4 separate regions of the Homo sapiens genome follow, and regions 1, 2 and 4 are each linked to region 3. A link is a loop called in an ENCODE intact Hi-C map of the cell type or tissue named here. Cell type or tissue: B cell. All regions are shown on one strand. Each heading gives the region's core, and the rest is flanking DNA. Links, peaks and the distances in the headings are about the cores only. Region 1 overlaps MEF2C-AS1 (MEF2C antisense RNA 1). Region 2 overlaps MEF2C-AS1 (MEF2C antisense RNA 1). Region 3 overlaps MEF2C-AS1 (MEF2C antisense RNA 1). Region 4 overlaps MEF2C (myocyte enhancer factor 2C).

What was found. Hi-C counts contacts between places; a loop is a spot of excess contacts. Peaks named below come from ENCODE experiments on the same cell type or tissue, not always from the same donor. Only the 100,000 strongest peaks of a DNase experiment are listed, where the experiment ranks them.
Region 1: it touches region 3 in a loop (2.4-fold over the local background); 2 of 110 quality-filtered maps call a loop at or near these places.
Region 2: it touches region 3 in a loop (2.2-fold over the local background); 2 of 110 quality-filtered maps call a loop at or near these places.
Region 4: a loop joins it to region 3, with 2.8 times the contacts of the local background. A loop is called at or near these places in 2 of 110 quality-filtered maps.

The regions. Positions count from the first base shown.
Region 1 is chr5:89,340,750-89,346,159 of GRCh38, reverse strand. All of the region lies in intron 7 of MEF2C-AS1 (MEF2C antisense RNA 1), which reads right to left. Among named protein-coding and RNA genes, the nearest start is that of LINC02161, 240 kb to the left of the region's middle. RefSeq lists an enhancer at 3,270-3,319. In B cell, for the core only: no CTCF peak of the experiment used is centred there; DNase peaks (open chromatin) are centred at 2,269 and 3,909; H3K4me3 peaks cover 1,414 bases; H3K27ac peaks cover 3,818 bases.
Region 2 is chr5:89,394,658-89,400,067 of GRCh38, reverse strand. All of the region lies in intron 8 of MEF2C-AS1 (MEF2C antisense RNA 1), which reads right to left. Among named protein-coding and RNA genes, the nearest start is that of LINC02161, 180 kb to the left of the region's middle. In B cell, for the core only: no CTCF peak of the experiment used is centred there; DNase peaks (open chromatin) are centred at 2,797, 3,037 and 3,157; H3K4me3 peaks cover 741 bases; H3K27ac peaks cover 4,501 bases.
Region 3 is chr5:89,269,769-89,275,178 of GRCh38, reverse strand. All of the region lies in intron 7 of MEF2C-AS1 (MEF2C antisense RNA 1), which reads right to left. Among named protein-coding and RNA genes, the nearest start is that of LINC02161, 310 kb to the left of the region's middle. RefSeq lists enhancers at 3,220-3,269, 3,300-3,439. In B cell, for the core only: no CTCF peak of the experiment used is centred there; DNase peaks (open chromatin) are centred at 3,148 and 3,488; H3K4me3 peaks cover 1,732 bases; H3K27ac peaks cover 4,914 bases.
Region 4 is chr5:88,825,979-88,831,388 of GRCh38, reverse strand. The region is part of intron 1 of MEF2C (myocyte enhancer factor 2C); the gene reads left to right. Among named protein-coding and RNA genes, the nearest start is that of MEF2C, 54 kb to the left of the region's middle. In B cell, for the core only: CTCF peaks have their summits at 1,981 and 2,185; DNase peaks (open chromatin) are centred at 1,358, 2,098, 3,238, 4,118 and 1 weaker place; H3K4me3 peaks cover 4,672 bases; H3K27ac peaks cover 5,000 bases.

The DNA.
Region 1 (5,410 bases), core at 167-5,166, 71 kb before region 3:
TGGCCAGCTAAATAATGAGTACTCTCCTGGCTATCCAGTCATTCAATTTATGTGCCAAGTACTCTTCTGGGTGCTGAATATACAATTTTGATCAAAGCAAAAAAAAATCCTGTTTTCTAATGTTTACATCATAATGTTTGTAGTACAATCTTGGTTCAACTGTTAAGTTCAGACTCACATAATTTCTCAAATAAGGGCATACCTACCTTCAATTTGTACCCTCTAAGTCAATGCCAGAGTAAAATTACTAAGATTTATATATGATTTGTTACTTCTATATAAAATCTTTTTGATATTTAATGTCCATGTGTTTATGCACACTTTTTGGCATGTTCAACCACATCCTACCTTAACATTCTATGTTCTAGTCATATAACAGTTTTGCTGTTCACCACTCTCACTGTGTGTTTTTACATAAGGTGTTCATTCAGTCTAGAATGTCTTCTTTCCAACTACCACCCTCAGTGTTACCTATCACAATTCTCATTCATTTCCCAAGACTGCTTAAACGGTCTCATTGATATTTTCTTGACCTTCCAGACAGAGTTAAGGTTTTCTTCTTAAGGGTTTTTTCAGTCCTCCCTAGTTCTCTGTGTATAGGTTTGTGTCTATAAGCTGGGTGTTGGTACAGGTTACCCTGCCATAAACAAAGCATGCAATGACATGTAAGAAAGAATACAGTAGAAAAATTAGGGGTATTTGGTATTATTACCAAATAAGGCACTGGGTATCCACAAAATCAAATTCATGAGGGAGCAGAGGGAAGAGTAGAATATAAGAAAACAGAAGTGGGATCCAGTGTTCCTAAGCAAAGATCTCTGAGGACAGTCTGCAGCCAGCTATCAGGTACAACAGGCTGGGCTCCTCATCCACACCCAGGTCCCAGGGATAGATGAAGGAGCACCTATACCTTTCAGGGTGGGGTACAAAAAGCCTACAAACCAATAGCTGGCTGATCAAAATTTTTACAAAGATCATTAATGACCAAGAACACTGGGAGCGAGGAATATTTTTTGCCTCAAACACAGAAAACTCATGACAAATTTTGACTTCTACTGAATCCTCAGCAGGCCACAAGAATAATGTTACCATTGAATTGGCTATGTAATATAGGCAGCTGATATGGGCTAGTTTGGGAACATAGGCTGATACTTTCTCTCAAAAGGAGCTTGTTTTATTTGTTGTAGTAAACTTGTTTCTCCATTTAGGCAATGAGGCCCTCAAAGGCCATGTTAAGTTCTTCTCTACATCTACTACCATGGATGGCTTATTGTAGGCACTAAAAATTGTCTTTTAATAATAAATTAACAGTTTCCTGCAAGTAGAACAGTATTCACAAAAAGCTTTCTTTAGTCCTTACACATTCATTCTTTGTTTGGAATTGTGATAAGTTTTGTTGCCATGAGAACACATTGCCAATTAAAATTTTGTTGAGAAAATAAAGATGTCACATTCAAATATCAAATAAATAGGTCACCTCAAACTCAACTAATAAGTTTTGTAGTGCATAGATAAATAATCTTTCTCTATTCTATTTTTTCATATCACAAATGATTATTTTAATATCATTTATAATTATTATCCAAATGCACAAAGTCATTTTTCACCCATGATAAGTGGAATGGACTTCCTAGACATTTCAAAGCAGTTCCCATGCCATTCAGTAGCATACAGATTCAAGGAGGTATTAACAGATGCATCACATGAAAATAAGTTAGCCATCCTGATCTCTCTCAAAGATTCTCAATGCATTTTTACATACTAAAGGCTCCAAGAAGTCTATGTGGGGAGAGATTGAATTTTAACTCACAGATCTCCAAACAGTTTATCACAACACACTTCTTTTATGACAAATTATCAGCCTTTGGAACACTGCTTTCTGAGGATAACAGTTTAAGATATTTCTTCTGAAAAATAATAGCTGTTTTCTTCTAGGAAGACATGGAAATATATATAGTGAAATTATAATAGACTTTGGAATTAGAAGCTATAGGTTCAAATCACCCAAACTTGTTGTGACTCTGTCATCCTGGAAAAGTTCTTTAACTTCTCTGAAGATTATAAAGACTGTCTCACAGGTATAAACTGCTCAATAAATACTGGTTTTATTTTTCTCACTTTACAACACCTCCCATATTCTGATAATGGACCAAGTACCGGGCTGTGGGCCCAGCTGGGGGTTAACATCCTTTAAACAAGTGGTGAGCCTAGCTTGTAGCACCTGTTCTTCTCGTGAGCCAGGTGGGGCATAGTGATATTGAGACTAGCAAAAGATAAGTGGGGAAGTGGTTATTCCACCCACACATTCTCACATGTTGCAAAATGCAGCTGGTGATTATTCTCTCAAGAGGAGTCTACTAGCATGAATGCCAATGAAAATAAGTCCTTGGGTCCTGTTTGGCACGTGTGCCTTAATTACTGACCCCCTACTCTAGGGAGGTCAACAAGAAAGAAGGTCTCTTCTTTTCTTTGCAACGGTATGAAAATGAAACAATCATAAAATCTGGCAGGAGAGTTAAGGTTAATAATTTTCAAAGAGAGTACTTGGAGGTTTCTTTACACTATAAGCACTATATAATCAAAAGTTTTCTTTTTCTGTATTAAACTATTCAATGTTAGTTATAGATCAAAATATTAAGTGTGTATTAAAACTTTTGCATTTTATAAAGTCATGAATAGATATGTTTTCCACAAATTTTAAACAGATGAAGCTTTAACCTAAGAACCTTTTTTATTAGTTTCTTCATTTTAGTTTATCCTAAGAAACGAATAACTAGTAGAGCACCGACAAACATTTTGGTGAAAGGGGTATCCCTGATTAAAATAGAGCTTCAGCTCTCTATGGACACATTGTTCACCCTCTCCCTATCTCACCCCCACCCTACCTACACTCCATCCCAACCCATGGCAAACTATAAGCCAAAACACATACCATGTAAGCTGTTTCTCCTTTAGAACAAACTTCCTTGGTCAGATTTCCTCACAAATTGGTTATATCTTCAGAAGAATTACAGCAAATTGAGGAATACAAATTGAAACCCACAAAAGACTGAAAATTAAATGTTTAAAAATAAAACTACATTTTTTTTCTTGGAAATCTAGAGGAATGTCACAAGATTCAGAACTCACATATTTCTAGGGACTAATTCTGTGGTTGAACCTAATGTCAGCTATATTATGGTTGGTTGGGTGACTCCAGGAGGAATGAACACCTGAGTCAGGAAGATGCCCAGCAAACTCTACAAATGAAAGGCAACACAGCAGCATCATGCATTCTTTTTTTCTCTTTCTCTTTTTTGTAATAAGAATGTGAAGTAGTTCCAGATGGTGTGCAAGTGGCCAGACTCAAACAAGTTACTAAGCTTGTTGGCATGAAAGAAGCTGCTTAGTGGTGACATACAAGTACAGAATCCCCACAGTCCTGCTTCCTGGTGAAACTGGAGAAAACAAACCAACAATAGAGAAATGAGTACTGTAATTTATCTTGGAGGCCAGTTAGGTTGTTTATCCCAAACTACATTTTGATTCCAGTTACAGTTTAATTATGAGTATTTGTTCTCTAACAGAGACTAAACAAAGGGTAACTATTTTCTTTTATCTTTTTCTTTGTTATGAAAATTTCAGTTTCATGTTTGCCTATCCTCTCTCTTTAAATAGTATCTTATACTATGTGAATGCATTCAGCCCAATTTCTTCCCATTTGCATGAAGTTTCTAAAATAAACAATAAGATCAGAAGTTTTTACGTATAAGAAATGCATGACTTAATAATGCCTTATGTATTTCTGTAAGCTTTTATTGCATCTATTTAACAAGTCCCTTTGGTTATAAAGGAGACACTACCATGTATCTCTGCCATCAAACTATTGACATAAAGTTTCAGACTCGGGGAAACCCACCAAGTCAAGTTACCCACTCCAGTAGCTACTGTCAAGATGTTTTTGGTTTTGACCATGAAATGGGAAGTTATAAATATATGAAAGGCATGTGGGTGATGTTCATTCTCTTCTGTGTGCCTCATACAGCTCTTCTCCCAGGGCAGCAGTAGCTGGGATTTGTCTTCTTGGTTTCAGATCACATATGCTCTTTACAAAAGATATTCAGTATTTGCTTTTGCAACTGTTCAAAAGTTACTTTAAGTGCATAATTTTTATCAATTATATTGCCAGGAGGTTTTTTCCTTCTATCTAAAACACCCTGCACTATGCTCGCTGCTACTTTTTATGGTGGGAAATTATGTTTTCCCTCTGTAGCTGTAGATGGACTCCCTGAAACTTGCTAAACCATCTCTGGGTTCTGTCTAAATTGTATTGATAAGGAGTGTTTGTAACACCTCTATTTTTGCAGAAAAAGATACTTCCAGATTGGGTTGGAGCAGAAAACAAATCCTATATTGCTAAAATTAATAATAATACTGGATTAATTTAAAGTGTTTAAATAAGAAACAAACTTTCACTATAATGGTCCCCAAATTTTTATATTTAATTCATATTTACTACCATGAGAGTAATACATTTTAATTGTTTTCATCTAACTTTTGCATTATTGATCAGTTTTTTTAAATGAACTTTCCTTTATCTACATTTTGGACCAATTCATTGTTTTTTGACCGTTCTCCTAAAAGATCTTGTTTTCATTTCAGTCTGTGTTTTAGTTGGTCTAGCTTTTTATTTTCTCATGAACCTTTTCTATTTCAGTTCAGATCAACTAGGATTGCCACATAGTTTTAACAAAAGCTATCAGGGACAGACAGTTGTAAAAAAAATTGAACAAAAAAGAAATTAGCAGAATATTAGTTTATCAGTGATAATCCACATGTCCTTCTACATGTAACAGTAAATGTACATTGTATTAAGTTGATGTTGTTTTTCAAAAATCCATCTTTGGTCTTTGAACAATTAAAGGTATTTTAAAACTTTTACTCAATGTTCAATTCTTACTGATCCAACTTCAAACTTTTCTGTCCATAGTCCATATGTTTTACACTATACCACAAATTGTTAAGCAAGAGGGGTTGAGGTCATTCACTTTTGAAAAAAATAAAATAATAAAATCAATCTCAATTTTGTTATTTACAACCTGTAAGATGTTCAAGTCACTTAAATATCTAAGTATCAGTTTTCCAACATTAAAATAGAAATAATAATATTTATCTTATAGGTTTATCATGAGAACTACAAAATGCAAATTTATAAACATATAATTTATAAATTAGATATATGGAGAAAATAAGCAGATCATGATAATTTTGGTTTTTAAAATATTTTTATTTCCATGCAATAATTTGACACAGAAATTGAATGAAAATATTTAATACATTGAAGTTTTTTAGACAGGAGATAGTCTACTGAAAATGGTTTGTAAATTAGCAAAAGTTATTATCTTTGCAAGAAAGTGAACATCAAACTTAG
Region 2 (5,410 bases), core at 273-5,272, 120 kb before region 3:
AAAAGAGGATAATATTCACTAATATTTCTCATGCAGCAATGATTTTGCCATGTTTGCCTGGAGTAACAAGGGCAAATGGCTTCAACATGAAAGTCCATGCAGTTTGTTCAAGATATTTTGACAGATTCTATGTTATCTCCTGATGTTATGATTTGTAATGTTTATAAGCATCATCTTATGACCTGATTGAAATAAATGAGAGCAAAGTAAAGAGATAAAAAAATCTAATTCAGGATAGAGCTGTAAAAACAAAAGATTAGAATAAGGTCCTTTCTGTCACTGAGATAAATTGTTATACCCTTTTATGTTTTACATCATGGACTTCTAACACATTCACAACTTGTATGTGTCATATGGGCATGAGCTATTTCTCATCCTCCCACTCATACTTCCTTCCTAATAGCAAGTTGTTCCAAAATATCTTGTCAGCAAGCGTTTGCTGCTGCTTGAAGACAAACTTGATTCTGAAACCCTTTGCTCTTTGTGAAAGAAAGAAAAATAATCTTGTTTTATTTCCAGTGTTAGAATATAAATCAGTATCATAGCTAATTTCAGAATTTTATGAGTGTTTAAATTAAATACATATAAAACACAATGCCTATTCTTGAAAAGATTTAAAGTATAGAATAGATGTTATATACATATAAAATACGTCAAGTTTTGGTTTTCTTGATTTTTCTATATCCTTTTTTCTTAAAATCTATGTATGTATTCCTACTGAAGCAAAAAATATTAAGAATTATAATTTTTTTCACCAAACTTTTGAGAAAAATTTCAATTAATATAGTTAATATAGCCACATGTATTTAAATAATAGATTGATTAAAAGGAAAATAAAAGAAATTTACCAATTCCAGTCCCAACAGCCTTGAAAATTACAAAAAAGCTTGTGATAAAACTTCAGCCTAGAAACTGCACATTTCTTATCCTGGCCACTGTGTAGGCTTCAGATAAATCCATAACCCTCAAACTTCTGAAGTAGAGACAACATCACTCCCAAGTCAGCACTCACTGTCTACAGTTGAAGTTTGACCCCAGTGTCTAGCTCAGAAACATGACCAAGAAGTAAGTGGTGGGGCTAGAACCAAAAAACCTCCACCATAGTGCTGACTGACTCCCATAGTCTACAATTGTAATACTGGAACTGGAAGTTCCAATACAAGGGCATCAACTAACTGGGAATAGGACAACTTTTTGTGGTATTTATAAAATATCTCTGGTCCACAAAGAAATGGTAATCAGGGGGCAGAAAAGATATTCATTTATTCATGCATTTGTATATACACACATGTTCATGACCTCAATATAATGTTGCATTCTTGGTGAAAATGTAAAGTGGTAAAACCATTATGGAAAATAGCATGAAAATTCCTCAAAAAACTAAAAATAGAGAGACTTTATAATCCAACAATCCCACTTCTGCATACATATCCAAAAAAATGAAATCAGGATCTCAAAGAGATACTGTAATTCCATGTTTAGTGCAGCATTTTTCATAAAACCAAGATATGGAAACAACTCTCATGTCTATAAACAAATGAATGCATAAAGTAAAATGTGGAATATATATTCAATGGAATATTGTTTGGCCTTACAAAAACAAAAGGAAATCTTAACATTTGCAACAACATGGATAAACCTGGAAGATACTAAGCTAATTAAAATAAGTCAGTGTCATAAACACAAATACTCTACTATTCTACTTATATGAGATATCTAAAATAGTCCAACACATGGAGAACAGAATAGTGGTTTCTAAGGGACTTGGAGGAACAGAAATGGGGAATTGTTGGTCAATGGTTATAAAATTTCAGTTATGAAAGGCAAATATGTTCTATAGGTCTGCTGTACAACGTAGTGCCTATAGTTAACAACAGGATATGATACACTTAAAAATTTGTTACAAAGGTGGATTTCATATTAAATGTTCTTACAACAAAAGGAGTGGGATGCATAAGGAAACTTGGAAGTGTTGAATATGTTTATTATCTTGATTGCAGTGATAGTATCACAGGTACATAAATATGTCCCAACTCATCAAACATGCATTAGGCATATGCAATTCCTTTGTATAAAAATTAGACTTTTCTTTTTTTAAAAAAAAAAAAGACCAGGGAGATTGAAATAGTGGCATTACAGAAATGTAATGGTGAGGTACTTAAAGTAGAAAGGACTAAAGAAACCATGTTCGGGTATAAGCATTTCATAGTTAGATAAAAAGCAAAAATAAATAAACTTTCATAGTTCTTGTATTGAGTAATATGTTCAACATTTCAGATATTTACCTCATCACTGAGCTTCAGTTCTTCCTTGAAGTTAACTCCATTATTAACCTTCAACAATTTCTTAAGGCTTGAACTAATTCTGACACTCATTATGTCTTTGATCTCCACCCCATCTCTGAGATTTAATTCTTAGGCTCTGTCCCATTCATCGCATTTGCCTTATCCCACTCCCAAATGACCACTAGCTAAAATTTCACTCTTACTCCAAGGAGAAGGTAAATGTTAGGTACAGAGCAAACTGTGGTATTAGAGGTTGGAAGTGAATGTCAGCAACAAGCTCATACCTGGAGATGAGGTAAAATAATAACAAAGGAGATAAAGGTTACACACATCAATTTTTGTAAAAACAATCATGTTTATATTATAAACTTAATTTATTTTAGAAATATAGAGCATATATAGGCATAGATGTATTTACAGATCCAAATCAGGAAGTATGTCATTCATGGGAATCTAGAGGGTGATTCATAACATTACACATATCTGGCTATTGGGTCTCTGGGGCATAGGTGGCAAGTGAAACCATAAGGCAAATGAGGAACATAAGAGACTCAGAAATGGAGGGAAGAGTATAGAATTGTCAATAAGAAGAAAAAAGGTGCACTGTCTAGTCCTCTTTTCCTATAAGTTTAGTGAAGAGTTGTGAAGAAAATGATTAAATCAAGACATAGAACGAAGTTCCTATAAAGGCATATTAATTGAAAAGTGTTTGATGGCATAGAAAAATGAATTCACAAGATCAGGGGAAAGGGTGAGAGCAAAGGAGCAGTCAAGACTGAAGTGTGTCTAAGGAATTAGAAGTAGTTGGATTGAAATTCACATGTCAGAGAGTAAAGTACAGAACATTTGACTTTCACTTTTGATAGTCACTGGAATAAAACATTGATGGATGCTGGAGTTGGGAAATAAACTAGAAGGCCATGGTAAAACAGGAACAGGATATGCAGACTTTGCTGTTGACAGAATTTGCAGCTTTTTGAAACCACAAAGGCCTGACTGGGGACTGGGATGTTGCTGTGATCTTGTAAACATGCTTCCTCTGCTTGGTTCTGTTGCTGATAACAGCTTCACGTTAGAAAACCGGGTTTTGGAGGACTGTCCCTCAGCACATTTACCTTCTACATGCTCAGCTCTTCAATGAAAACAGAGCATGTTAGGTAAAAGAGGCCCCAGTCCTCCTTCTTCCAGGAATTATGTTGAAGTTACTAGGCAATGTGAAGCTACATAAATTGGCAGTTTATTGGTGAAGTGATGATTTGCAAACTACAGCTTTATATAAAGTTGTAGAAACCAGGGCCTAAAATTATCAGGATAATATTGCACAACTGCTGACTCAAGAAAGCCTCAACTGTTTCCTTCCACTAAATAGAAAAGGCAGCATCTAGTTTTCATCCTTAAACCAAAACACACATTGTAGGAATGCCTTCTATCCTGATAATTTCACTCCTGTTTTGTGTTAGAACTTCACATATGGTATGATCTACAGTACTAGATAGGAAGGGGAGAAGCTTCACATCCCTAAGTCACTAAATTATCTAATCACTACATGTTGCAGTGACATCAGTAATGGGATGGTCCCCATAGCCCTTTGAGAGTTAACATGATCAGATTTGCCTGTTAAAAGATGATTTTCACACTATATGGAGGGTGGATTGGTAGGGTCTGTGGGAAGAGCAGATGAGATAAATCAGGAAACCACTGTCAAAATCTAGTGAGAACTGATGGTCTATAAGGAGAAAGAATATGTTTAGGGGGATTAAAGTTTGATGACTAATAGGATATGGGAGAAGGAATTAAGTAGAGAGAGGAAGGTAACTGGGATGAAAGCAAGATTTCTGGTTTGGGTGAAGGTGTCCTTTCTGAGATAGAGAACATAAGAAAGTGAGTGTGTATGACAGAAAAACTCTGGTATTCACTTTGGGGAATGTTGATTTTGGATATTCAACTTTAGACATGTTGAAGATTTCCAGCAGGCAGAAAGATATATAGTTTTGAAGATACATATATGTAACAGCTCAGTGTGTACATAGTTGGTGAGGTGGTAGATCACCCAGGGAAAAGATAGAGAAGAGACCCAGAAAACATACTTTAATTTTAACCTATTTGAAATTCAAAACTTTAGTTAAACAAGGAGCCATAGACTAAGGATTATTTTTTACTTTTATACATAAAACCTTATTTGCCAAAAAAAAGCATTATATGAAAATGATTGGCACTTAATGGATTAGATCCCTTATAGTTGTTTGTGCTTTTAAATGCACTTACCAAAGAAAGAGGAGCAATATAACCCTGGGTGTATATGTGTGTGTGCATATGCAAGCCAGAGAGTGCAACAACAAAACATACTGTATACATATGGGTATTTGTATAGATAAATTTTTTTTGAATAAATGCATATAAGGAAACACTAAAAATTTGTTCTTAAGGGCTAAGAGGAACAGTAGTTTTGGGGGGATGAGGAAGGAAATGTTTGTTAAGTGGGGATGATTACTTTGCTTATAGTTCTGCTTCCAGTCAGTGTGAAGTTAAACTTAAAAGCCACCCAAGGAATCCCTATTTAACTAATATAGAGGTTAGAGAGCATGCTTGTCCAGAGAAAGATCTCACCAGCAAATAACCCTTACATAATTTAATTGCAAATTATAGTTCATATTCATATTTATATGTGTGCTTTCATGTGTATGTGTGTATGCACACACATTTTACATGCACACACAAATATACACACAATTTTTTAGCTGGTGGAATGAAAATAATTTACAAGAGCTTAATGATTATAGTGAAACACTTAAACAACAATAATCAAAAACTAAAATGAATTATGGTAAAACAACTTAAAATTTGGTGTGTTTCTCCAGCAATGAGTTTTCAAAAATTTGATTAATTATGCATGATATGTTTAATGCATCCATTCTTGAAAAATTTGATAATAGCATTAAAAAGGACATTGAAAAAACTGACATTTCCTGTTCTCTATATTTGTATCTGTAGTACTTATATATTAATGATATTTACACTAAATTTCTAAATAAGTATAGTTATTTTTACATCCTTTTCCTAAGCCCAGATCATTTATTGAATTTTATGCTTAAGGTTGCCTAAAAACTATTTATAGTTCTTTAAAA
Region 3 (5,410 bases), core at 256-5,255:
CAGAATAAAGGTTCTCCATAATTTCATTCCTATTTCCAAAGAGACAGAAAAAGTTGTTACAAGAGATGTCCTTACAATCCCAACTCTCGTGCACATCACTGACTCCAAGACAGGAAGCCCACTCGCTTTTTCCACCTGAATGTGCAAGGCAATCCACTTTTCCTACTGCTTTTTCCCCTCTAAGTAAACAACCTCTTTATAAACGGAAAAATGGAGAGCAAGCCTTTCAAACAGTTGTCATAAATTAGAATAAATTGCATTAATTCAAAATGTAAAACTAGGAGAGCCAGGAGAACATGCAACATATTTTCCCCAAATAACACTGTGAACAAGCACAAGTGTATACTTTGGGCATATGTATATCTTTCCTCTGACTGACAGCCTGAAGGATCGTCTATGTGATTTTTGTGTTGCTGAGGTGAAAACAATCTTTATTTGGATTGAATAGCAGAGTAAACAGGAATGAAAAAGAGACACAAAAGTTTACAGTACAGATGGTTTTCCAATTCTTTTACAAAAATTGTCTGTCTTATCAATTAAAGGTGCATTTACCTTTTGTTCTAGTCAATTGTCATGGGTGCTTTTCAGGATTATACAACCAGAAAAATTATAGTAGATCAGTAATTATGTCCCAAGTTTAATAATGCCACACAGGTTAAATGTAGCAATGAAAGTTTATCTTGCTACCTTTTAACTGTAAAAATAAAATGATTCACCTTCTAGTGTGGCTATGTAAGTCATGAAAGAAACTGAAAACCTTAGTGATCACAAGCCAAGACAAAGAAATAAAATAAGAAAGAATTGTGTGTGTGTGTGTGTGCACATACCAATACATATGGGGGGAATGGGTAAAAGATTTTGATGATTCAAGAAAAATATTAAAAGGTATGCCAAAAGTGGTCTCCGGAGACACACAAGGATTTGATTAAACTATAATTATGCCTACCTGTAAGCGGCATACACCTGTGCACCTAAAAGCCTCCTTCCTATGATTGGAAGAAGGTTTTCCTTCCTACGTAGTCATCTGGCTCTGTCATTTGAATGAACCGCCTTAGGTAGCACAAGGAAGGGATAACATAACAATCTATCTCCTGTCAACAAGGCCCCTTCTCATTCAGGGAAACAAAAGACTACTCTAATAGAATTATCCACAACTTTACTACAGTTAATGTCAAATTCAAAATAAAACAGCATTGCCTAAAAATTTACTGAGTATTTTTTATTTAACATGATTTTGGCTATGAATCATGCTATATCTTTTAGTTTGTGTCAAATACTGCCTTTACCTCCAACATTTTCTGACCGCAGAATCCATGGCAGTTACAAGGTCTAATTTAGAAGCACATGAGGGACCCATGGACAAACATACAGGTCTAACTTCCAGGCTCGTCCTTGATACTACAGGCTCTTCTGCTTGCTTTGAAAAGACCGGTTATGGTTCTCAAGGGTGCTCTAATCTGGAACCATTCCCATGCAACAATCAATGGCATATCATCATTTCTTTCCTTTTCCAAAAGAACAGGATACACAGAAAATAATGCACACGTAGTAGAGAGTTGAAAGCCTAATGCACATAGGAAACGGACCCCTCCAAATCAGCGCATCAGGCCACCAGATATCAGTCTCGGGCAGGCGTTAGTCATCATTTTCTTAAACGAGCCATGCTCTTCTCCCAGGATTTATGCATCTTCTTCCCCCTCTACATAAAGAATTAGCTGAATAAAGTAAAAATAAGAGGACTCTGGGGCTGCAGATGGCTGACCAGCTGTTTCTGGGTGACACCCCATGAATCAGTGCCTCATCGAGCTTTAGTGCTTCCATGTTTTGGGGGCAAAATATTCTGCATTTTGGAAAACTAGTTCATGGAAAATAATACAGCAAACTAACATTTATAGAAAACCACAGTAATCTTGTAACAAATGTCCTAAATTATGTACTCAAAAGCAGATCCAATTTTATACCCAAGGTTCTCGTCTACAGAGCCTGTAGGACACTTTCTTGTTGTTGTTTATAACTGCAGCTCCTCCCAACCCCCAACTCAATTGCTTCTTTTTTTAAATGATATACCACTTTATATAATATACCACACAGAAGACAAAATTTCAGCCTGTAGAAGAGGTTCGGTCTGGGAGCAGCAGGAACATGGAATATTTAAAAGATTTTACTTCCATATCCCCTTTGGATATTTCTCTTATATATTTTCATTTAGTTTGGTGTTAAGATTAATGCTACATTTGAAAGCCTCCTAGTTTCTTTTTGAACAATACTTATTCCTCAGTGCTTAAGTGCAATGCTGGGGGTGTGGACAAAATAAAAGTAGAATGGAACTTTATATTCCAACCTCTCCCACTTTCCTTCAAAGTAGAAGTTTCTGGCAAGGCAAGAGTTTCACTGAAGCCTTTCCTGGTTGTCCTCTTCAATTTTAGATGATTGCTTGATATGAATATCTCTAACAGGGTATATTTTAATACACAGAGTAGCAGAGATGGCTTCAAATGCCTATTATCAGAAAAAAAAAAGGCATTTGTGTGATGGGGAAATAAGAAACCTCTGCAATCACTTTTATTCAATGAAAGCCATTCCTTTGGGTGGGAGAGTCAAATGCTAGTACCCACACATGCTGCCTGCATACCAGCACAAGCCGGAGGAATGCAGATTTCTGTATCTGAGAACAGCTGCTAAGTAAAATGGAACGTCCAACAGATGGCTGCATTGTCATTATTGGGGGAGGAAGAGAGGGGAGCTATTTTGGTTTTTCTGTTGAGTGTGTGTGTGTGTGTGTGTGTGTGTGTGTGTGTGCATGCACCCATGCACGTGTGTGTTTAATAGGATGTGTTCTCTCATACCTGTGTTCTCTACTACCTAGATCTCTCTGGTGCTATCAAAGACTCTTAATCACTTTGATTCTTAGAATTAGAACAGACATTGGGGATCGTTTAGTCATTTGACATTTAATGGAGAAGAAGAGAGAAGACCAAAGACACATAGCATATTGGAGCCAAGACCAGAACTCTTACATTTGGCCTGATTACATAGAAGTCCTACATTCTATTTACTTAAGGATCAGTACTGAGCGCAAATACCAAAGCTCAAGAAAAGGAAACACTACAGCAGTTGCAGTTTCATAGTCTGAAAAGTACGTGTGTGTGTGTGTGTGTGTGTGTGTGTGTGTGTGTGTTCAAGTCTTCTGATGGAGTTGCTTTGCAATTCACATGGAGGAAAGAAGTAAGCTATTTTGTAAGTTAACTTATATCTGGTCTTTATTATACATTTTATTAGATGTTTGGAACATTTTGACTTATGGTCTCCCAAATTAAATAACAAGCTATAGAATATGAAGATTCTCCTCCAGTTTCATACTTCAGAACACAAGGAGTTAAGTTTCAAGTCAAAGCTACTGAAAGCCATTCTTAAGAAGCAGACAGGAAAGTGTTGAGATCCCATCATGACCTGTCTATAAAGGTCTCCATCCCACTTCTGATGGTAGCTTTGGGTCAGTTGTACAGTCACATGGCTCACCCATTGGTTCATGTTTTTTTCCAGAAATAGAATCAATAGAGAACAGACAAACCCACAGTTGCCAGTTTGTACAGTCTTGTGGTTTCTGTCAGGGGCTACAGACTCGAGCAGGTCTACCAGATAATGAAGGCAAACTATTTCAGTTCCTGTGGGTCCAGAGTGCCTTGGCAGAGTTCTGGTTTCAAACAAATGAATAACAAATTAAAAGGTACAGTAAAATAAGGCGGTGGTTAAAATATATGAACTAAAATCAATGTAGGAGAAACGTAGTTAAAAACCCTGCATTCTCAGCAATAGCCTATGATGTATTTTGTTAATCTCTTAAAATTTATGTTAAAAGCCTTTTAACAGAAAGTCAATATATTTGGGTGGTAGAGCAAGTATATCATCCTGTACTGGTGGTTGCATTAAATACTATGCATAGGCTCCACTGTCTGTAGAAAATGAGCAGGGGTCCACCCAACGGAAGTTCCATCTCAAGGAGGTCAGACGCTTTTCCCAAAATGGACTGTGAAGCCAAGCTCAGCATTACACTCTCCTCTGCCTAGGTTCCCCACTGACGTCAACAAGAGTTCTGAAAATGAAGGGGGATCAGAATACCAGAAGCATAGCCTAATAATAGAGCAAAAACGGAGAGCAGATGGAAAATAAAGCTTCTCGAATAAAGTGTGACCTAATGTCATAAATTTGTTGGGGAAAAGAAAACAACAACAACAGCACAGCAAAAAGGTCTGTAAGCAGACTTACTGGTGTGAAAACTCTGGAATATGGCAGACTAGAAAAAACACCTAGCTACTTAGAAACCTTTCAGTAAAGGACTAAAAAGTAAACAAGAAAACATGCAAAATCAAATTTTGGATGAGTTCGAAACACCACTACTAATTGTGTGTAGGGGCAAAAAAGACACAAAAATAGAAGTAGAAAATTCTAGAAACAGGGTTTTAGCAGCTTCCTTTGCACATTATTTATGCATACACTTATTCCTTGTATCTTCAACTCACCTGGAACAATCTGCTGCCCCCACAGATGGGCAAGCTTGGAGTGACTCAGGCACAAACTTGATACATGGTGGTAAAAATGAGTTGAAAGAATGGGCCCAAAGTAAAAGATGTTAAAAAGGGTCCCAGCCACACACTAATCTCCTAGAAGGGCTCACCATTTACTCCTGCACCCTTATACCCTCGTGTGTGTGTGTGTGTGTGTGTGTGTGTGTGTGTGCGCGCGCGCGCATGCTGGCGTGCGCGCCAAAGTCTCAGTACAAACTTCCTGGGAATCTTTACTAACTGTATACATCTCAACAGAAGAGAGATTTTTAGATCTACTTAATAATTGGACTTAGAAACTTACTTTTGATATGGACAAAGAAGGTCTCAAGATGTTGAGTGAAATATAAAGAAAAATCTCAAATTCAATCCCTAAATATTTGTTTTTCTATCTGGCAATCATCAAGATGTTTTTCTATTTGATGAACACTCTGTTTTCTCAAAGAGTGGGCTGTTGGTTGGGAAAGCGGAGGAGGTGAAGTTTTAGAGTAGGGCTGCATTTTCTCTTTATTTTCATTGTTTAACCACTGATGGGATTAAGGCAGGGAAAGCTATCTTTTTTAAAATGATTTTCTTCTTTCGGTTTTTCACTCTAATGGTTCTTGGGCTTTACCTCTATCATCCCATACAAAGAAATATTGTTTCTTCAGGGTAGCCTTTCTAGGTTCTGCCTCCTCAACCTCTTTAATCTGTCTAGCCAGCATTTTTCTTTGAGTCTAATTCTTGCTCTGCCTGATCCTTTGAACTTGATATTTTAGAACCTCCCTCACACCCCGGGGAGCTCGCTCACCTCAAACTTTACCTTCATTTACCCTTTGCTCCTGACCCCGTTACTGAGAGTGAGTCTA
Region 4 (5,410 bases), core at 180-5,179, 440 kb after region 3:
TTACTGAGAACGTCCTTTTAGGCATTCACACCACGATCTTAATAATATTGTGATTATTTACTGGTGATAATACTCAAGACAACTCAGGTGTCTTAAAATGTACTCTTATTGTTTTATTTACACATTTCGACAGACTAAAATGTGTTTTTCCATGTGCTGTGCACACATGTGCACACATGCACAAATGTATCAGTAAGACTGAAATATGTGTTCAACACTTATAGGCATATGAGAAAAATATTTTTAGAGTATTTCCATTTTAATCGTGAAATATGATATATTAAAGATGAAGAATATAACGAACATAATTTTTTTCTAACAGGGTCATGAGATGCCTGGGAATTTAGATGTTTTTATCATAATAGCATGAAAATCTATAATAGCAACATCTCCAACTTCTAGCCTAGCTTGCTTTACAGACTATTTTGTTTGACTGAGGTTGATGTTGTATAGTGCTTAACTTGCTTTGTTCAATAACAGCAACAAAAATCCAGCTGCATGTGCTTACTGAGAGGTTAGAGCTGGGGAACAGAACACAATCTGATGTTAAATTGTAGCTCTTGCTTTGTCATAAGACAGTGCAGGCTTTACCTTTGTGGTGAGCCCTACCACATCACTCAGAGGCCTTTGAAAGAAAACATGGTGGCTGCACTGTTGTGAAAAATTAGAAAAACAAAGACATGATAGAACCCTGAATTAATTACCTAATATGATGTGGAAAGACTAAAAGCTGTGGTAGGGTTGGATAGCACAAGGTTCTTCACATATTTAGACCATTTGGAGTTTATTTTGGCATGGGAATAGAGAATGCTATTTTAGCTGCAGTGTGAAAAAAGTGTCCAAGACAAAATAGACCATGGATAACTATGACAGGGAGACTGTGCTTCCCTCACAGTTATTAAATTGTTTATAATGCAATACAATTGTATAAAGGTATGTGTCTCCTAAATTCTGGAACTGTGTAAATAAAATGATGTATGTCAGGGATAATGGCAGGTTAGGCCCACTTATTAAATTAATTGCAGGGGTTAAGAAAACGAGTTCCTTTTTAGCCTTATTATATTTCTGACATACATTTCATCTCTTTTTGTCCTTGGGGAAAGATATTAAAGTAGGACTAGAAGCATTAATGTAGAGTTTTCAGCAGCCGTGGTCATGGGGAAAATTGATGTATTTCCCTAGTTATTTCCACTTTTGCAGCCTGAAGCTCTTCCGTAGCTGATATGTAAGAGAAACTTCTTAATTTTTTTAACACTGTAAATTTATTCTTCATTTGGTGATTATTGTTACAGGATAAATGAGGCATTATCTGTCAGAATTGCTAATCATTAGCTTTGGAAAGTGAGATCTTCATGGTAAATGTAAGGACTACACTATTCACTTGATAGCATTACTATATGATAGGACTTTCACTTTATGCCTTCAAACGGAAGCAATCATACGAGCAGCAGGCCATGTTCCCAGTACTACTGTGTACCCAGGATTCACATATAGTACCACATGTTATGATCATAACCATCCTACAAATGAAGATTTTTTTCCCAGTTATGGGTAGGGCAAGGAAACAACAGTTCCAAGGGATTAAATAATCAGTCTGGAGTCACACAGCGTCCAAGTACCAAGCTAGAATTCTAACCCTGTTTTTTCTGACCCCAAAATCCATTTAACTTCCAATTCTCAGTATCAATTATTCTAATTCCACATAGGAGATGCTATGTAAATATGGCGAAGTATTAAGTGAGGTTATCAATCTGCTTCTGTGTAAGCAAAAATAGTAAAATATTTTTAGTAGTAGTCAGTAAAAGTAGAAGCTGAAGAAAAGAAAATACGTCAGTTGAGAGATACACATCTTAACTGATTGTCAGTCAACGAATAGTCATTAGCTCTTTCTATATGTTTGACACTAGGGTATATATTGTGGATAAAACGGTGAAACAAACAAATAAAACAGATGTTGAGGAAGACAAGCAAACATACAGTTTCAATTGCTGCGAGTGCTGCAAAGGAGAAGGACTCAGTGCTTAGATCTTATGAGAGGGAAATTCGATGTCATCAGGAGGGCGTGGAGTACTTCCTGAGGAGGTGAAACTGAAGCTGAGACAGAAGGGAGGAGAAGTCAAGGAGGTACAAAAGGAAAGGAGGAACATCCAGGCAGAAAGAATTGCCTAGTACACAAAGGCCTAGTGGCAGGAAGGAGCATGGCAGATGTGAGGAAATGGAAAAGATGGTCAACATTATTTGTATATGTGGTACTATGTTACTGAGACTTGAAGATGGTTTGAAATTCATATTGATACTAAATTGGAATAAATTAGGAAAATAAATTGGCATATGGCATGATGGTATTTATCTAGTGGAAAAGAATAGCTGTTCTTTTATTACCCTTAGAAGAGTGAGTCTTGGGTATGTGATTTGGAAATAAACTCAGAATGCACTCATAGCTAAGGTAATGGTATATTTATAAAATACATGGTAAGCTTAGAGAGAAATGGAGCAACTTTCAAGGCCAAAGAAATCCTCCTCAACTCAAGACATCACGCAGTCGAGCATCAATAGGAGTAGTAATTTGGTTATACCTTTTGAAGTTCAGAATAGCTCCTAATGGAAAAAAAGTAAAAGTTCTGCCTGTTCCTTTTAACCAAAATATAATTGCATGCTTCATACATTTTATCAAACAAATCACAAAATAGAAACCTAAATGTAACTAGATGTAACATATTGAGCAAAGTTTTCCACTTAAAAAGATAATGAATCATTTAATTATTTGATTTAGCAATACTAGGTTTGCAGCAACTGGGCTTATGATCATTTTTGCCCCTTACGATGTATCCAGCTTGTATTTATTTAACAGTATTATTTAGTGTTGTGTGATAGAGTGTGCTCAGTTTTCAGCTTTGAGTTTTTACAAAACATTATTTGAGGATACTAGTGTTAGTGAAAATGTAAGTCAATCAAAAAGATCTGCTAATATGAATCAAAGAAAACCGGAATTTTTTTTTGAAAATTGACATCACATATTTCAATGTTTTACCATTATTCATAGGCTGTTTTTATTTAAGTGACTGCATTGTACTTATTGCAGAAAAATACATGCTTTGCAAAGATAAGTTTAGCAGAAGAGAATTAATTTCTTCCCACATCTTTTAATGTGGCATGGCAGTTTCACTCTAAGATCAAAACACATAACTGAAGGTTATGTTTAACTTCTAAATCAAAGTGTTGTGGGAAGATGATTGAAATCTGATGATGACTCAGATACGCTTGATATGTGGTTTTCTTCCTACAGAAACCTTATGTAGAATGCCATTTCCATGTTAGAAAGAACCTAATAGTGAGGAGATTAAATAGTTTCACTATAGATGCAGAGTTTGTGTTATTCACTTTGGTTCCTAGTTTGAATTTTTTTAAAGAACCTCGAGAAACTCAATAACCATAAGAATCTTTTCCCCCTCAGTATATCTTTTTTTTTTTTTTAATGTGGGAGCAAACAAATGATTAGCATATTTTACCAGCATGCATTGATTTTTTTTTTGCCGGTTTTCATAATTCTTTTTTTTAACCAAAAGTTTTAATGTATCTATTTTGGTTCTTTGCTTGCATATTTTTCATTTGCCTCAAAGGGTAAATTCCAATTATATGACTGCATTAACTGTGTACGATGACTTTTGTAAGGCCTGGTAAACAATAACTGAGATATATCTGCTATTTCAATGAAGTCAATGTGTTTGTTTTCTTATTTTCATTTCTTAAAGCAATCATAATAAAACACTAACCTAGAGCTGACATGAATTTTTCTCAGGTGTTTTAAAGATGGAAATTAAAAATCACGCTCCCGGTCTGAATTGTCCTCATTGTCCCTTATCTGAACCTCTCCAAGGCCTCTGTGTGTGGGGTGTGCAGCACAGCACACTCAGACGGTTCTGCTCAGAGAAGGAAGTGGAGAGTTTTGGTTCCCATTTTACACTTCTGGAACAGTTTAGGGAAGGAAGCACCTTTACACCTTTTATTGTTCGTGGTTGCTGACATCATATCCTTCCCTGACCAGTCTGTGTGCGTGTTTCCTGCCATTCTGTCAAAATTCTTCTGTGCTACTGGGAGAGATTTGTAGGAGGGAAGGAGGGAGGAAGAGGGCAAGAAAGAGTGAGGGAGGGAGGAGGGAAATGGAGGGGGGAGGTATGTGTCACTCAAGGGAACTTGTTTGTAAATGAGATAGCCCAGTGGGAGAATGATCTTTAGCATCTGTCCAGAAGAAATTCTTCTCGACTTGGGTCTCAAACCACTTTGCCTTCATCTGCCTGCTTATGCCAAACTCAAAATGAGCAGAAGCCTGCCATAATGAAGTTCCCCTTTTTAGTAAGCAGCCTCATTTTAGTTTTCTTTTATCTGGGTTGGCATTTTTTCTTTAGAAAAAAAAAATGCAGAAGACTGTAATTCTATAGAGTGTAACTATAGTAGAGCAGTTCTTCATCTTTTTTTTTTTAAATTAGTGATTATTTATATGTAGCTCTGTCATTTTCTAAGAATGCTTCTTTCCTGTGGAAAAAAAGTAGTGGCAAGGCTGTTGGAATTATTTTAAGCTTATGGTTGATTGTACGTAATGAAAGTTCTCAGCATAACTTGAAATTTTACTACATGTAGGCTAGCTGTTATATTCCTTTTTCATATACACACAAAACAGTTTTACAGATTACTAAAGTTAAATAATCTCTTTCTTCGCCTCTCTAGGCCTCCTACAAATTGATACTTGAAACTGACCTTTTAATATAGTTTTTGCATAAAAATTAGGTTAGAGAAAATGTTGTGCTAAGAAAACAATGCGTGAGCTATTGTTGACCTTCCTAATTCTTTAAATTTTTAGTGACAGCCTTGAAATGTGGTGACCCATAATCAAATGTTCTAAACCACGTTTCATGATAGACTTTACTTCATGACCAGTTACTTAGTGTCATCATCACCACATATTACTCTGCACGTGTACTTCATACTAAATTTTGGATTTTAGAAATGTTCTGAAGGCAATACCTCAAGAAATATTTATACAGAAAACAAAAGTTTAGTTCTATTGAAATTTAAACTTGCTTCTCTCTACATTGCTTTGCATATTTCAAAAAAGAAAATATATTCAATGGCATTTTTATCAACCACTTATATATACATAGATACATACACACATTCTCTTTGGCAAAATTTTTTTCCAGCATGTTTTAAGAAATTTTTTTTTAAGTCCTTGCTCTGCTCTTTTTAAAAATGGTCTCATTCAAAGTTGTGAAATATGGGGTGATGATATGGAGGAACTCTCCTAAGTTTGGTTCATCAGGAACTCTCTCTGTCTTTCTGAGACTTTTCTCCAAGGATGTTTTGCTGCTTGTTTGGTTATTTGTATTTTGAAATCAGGATCTGTAGATGTTCT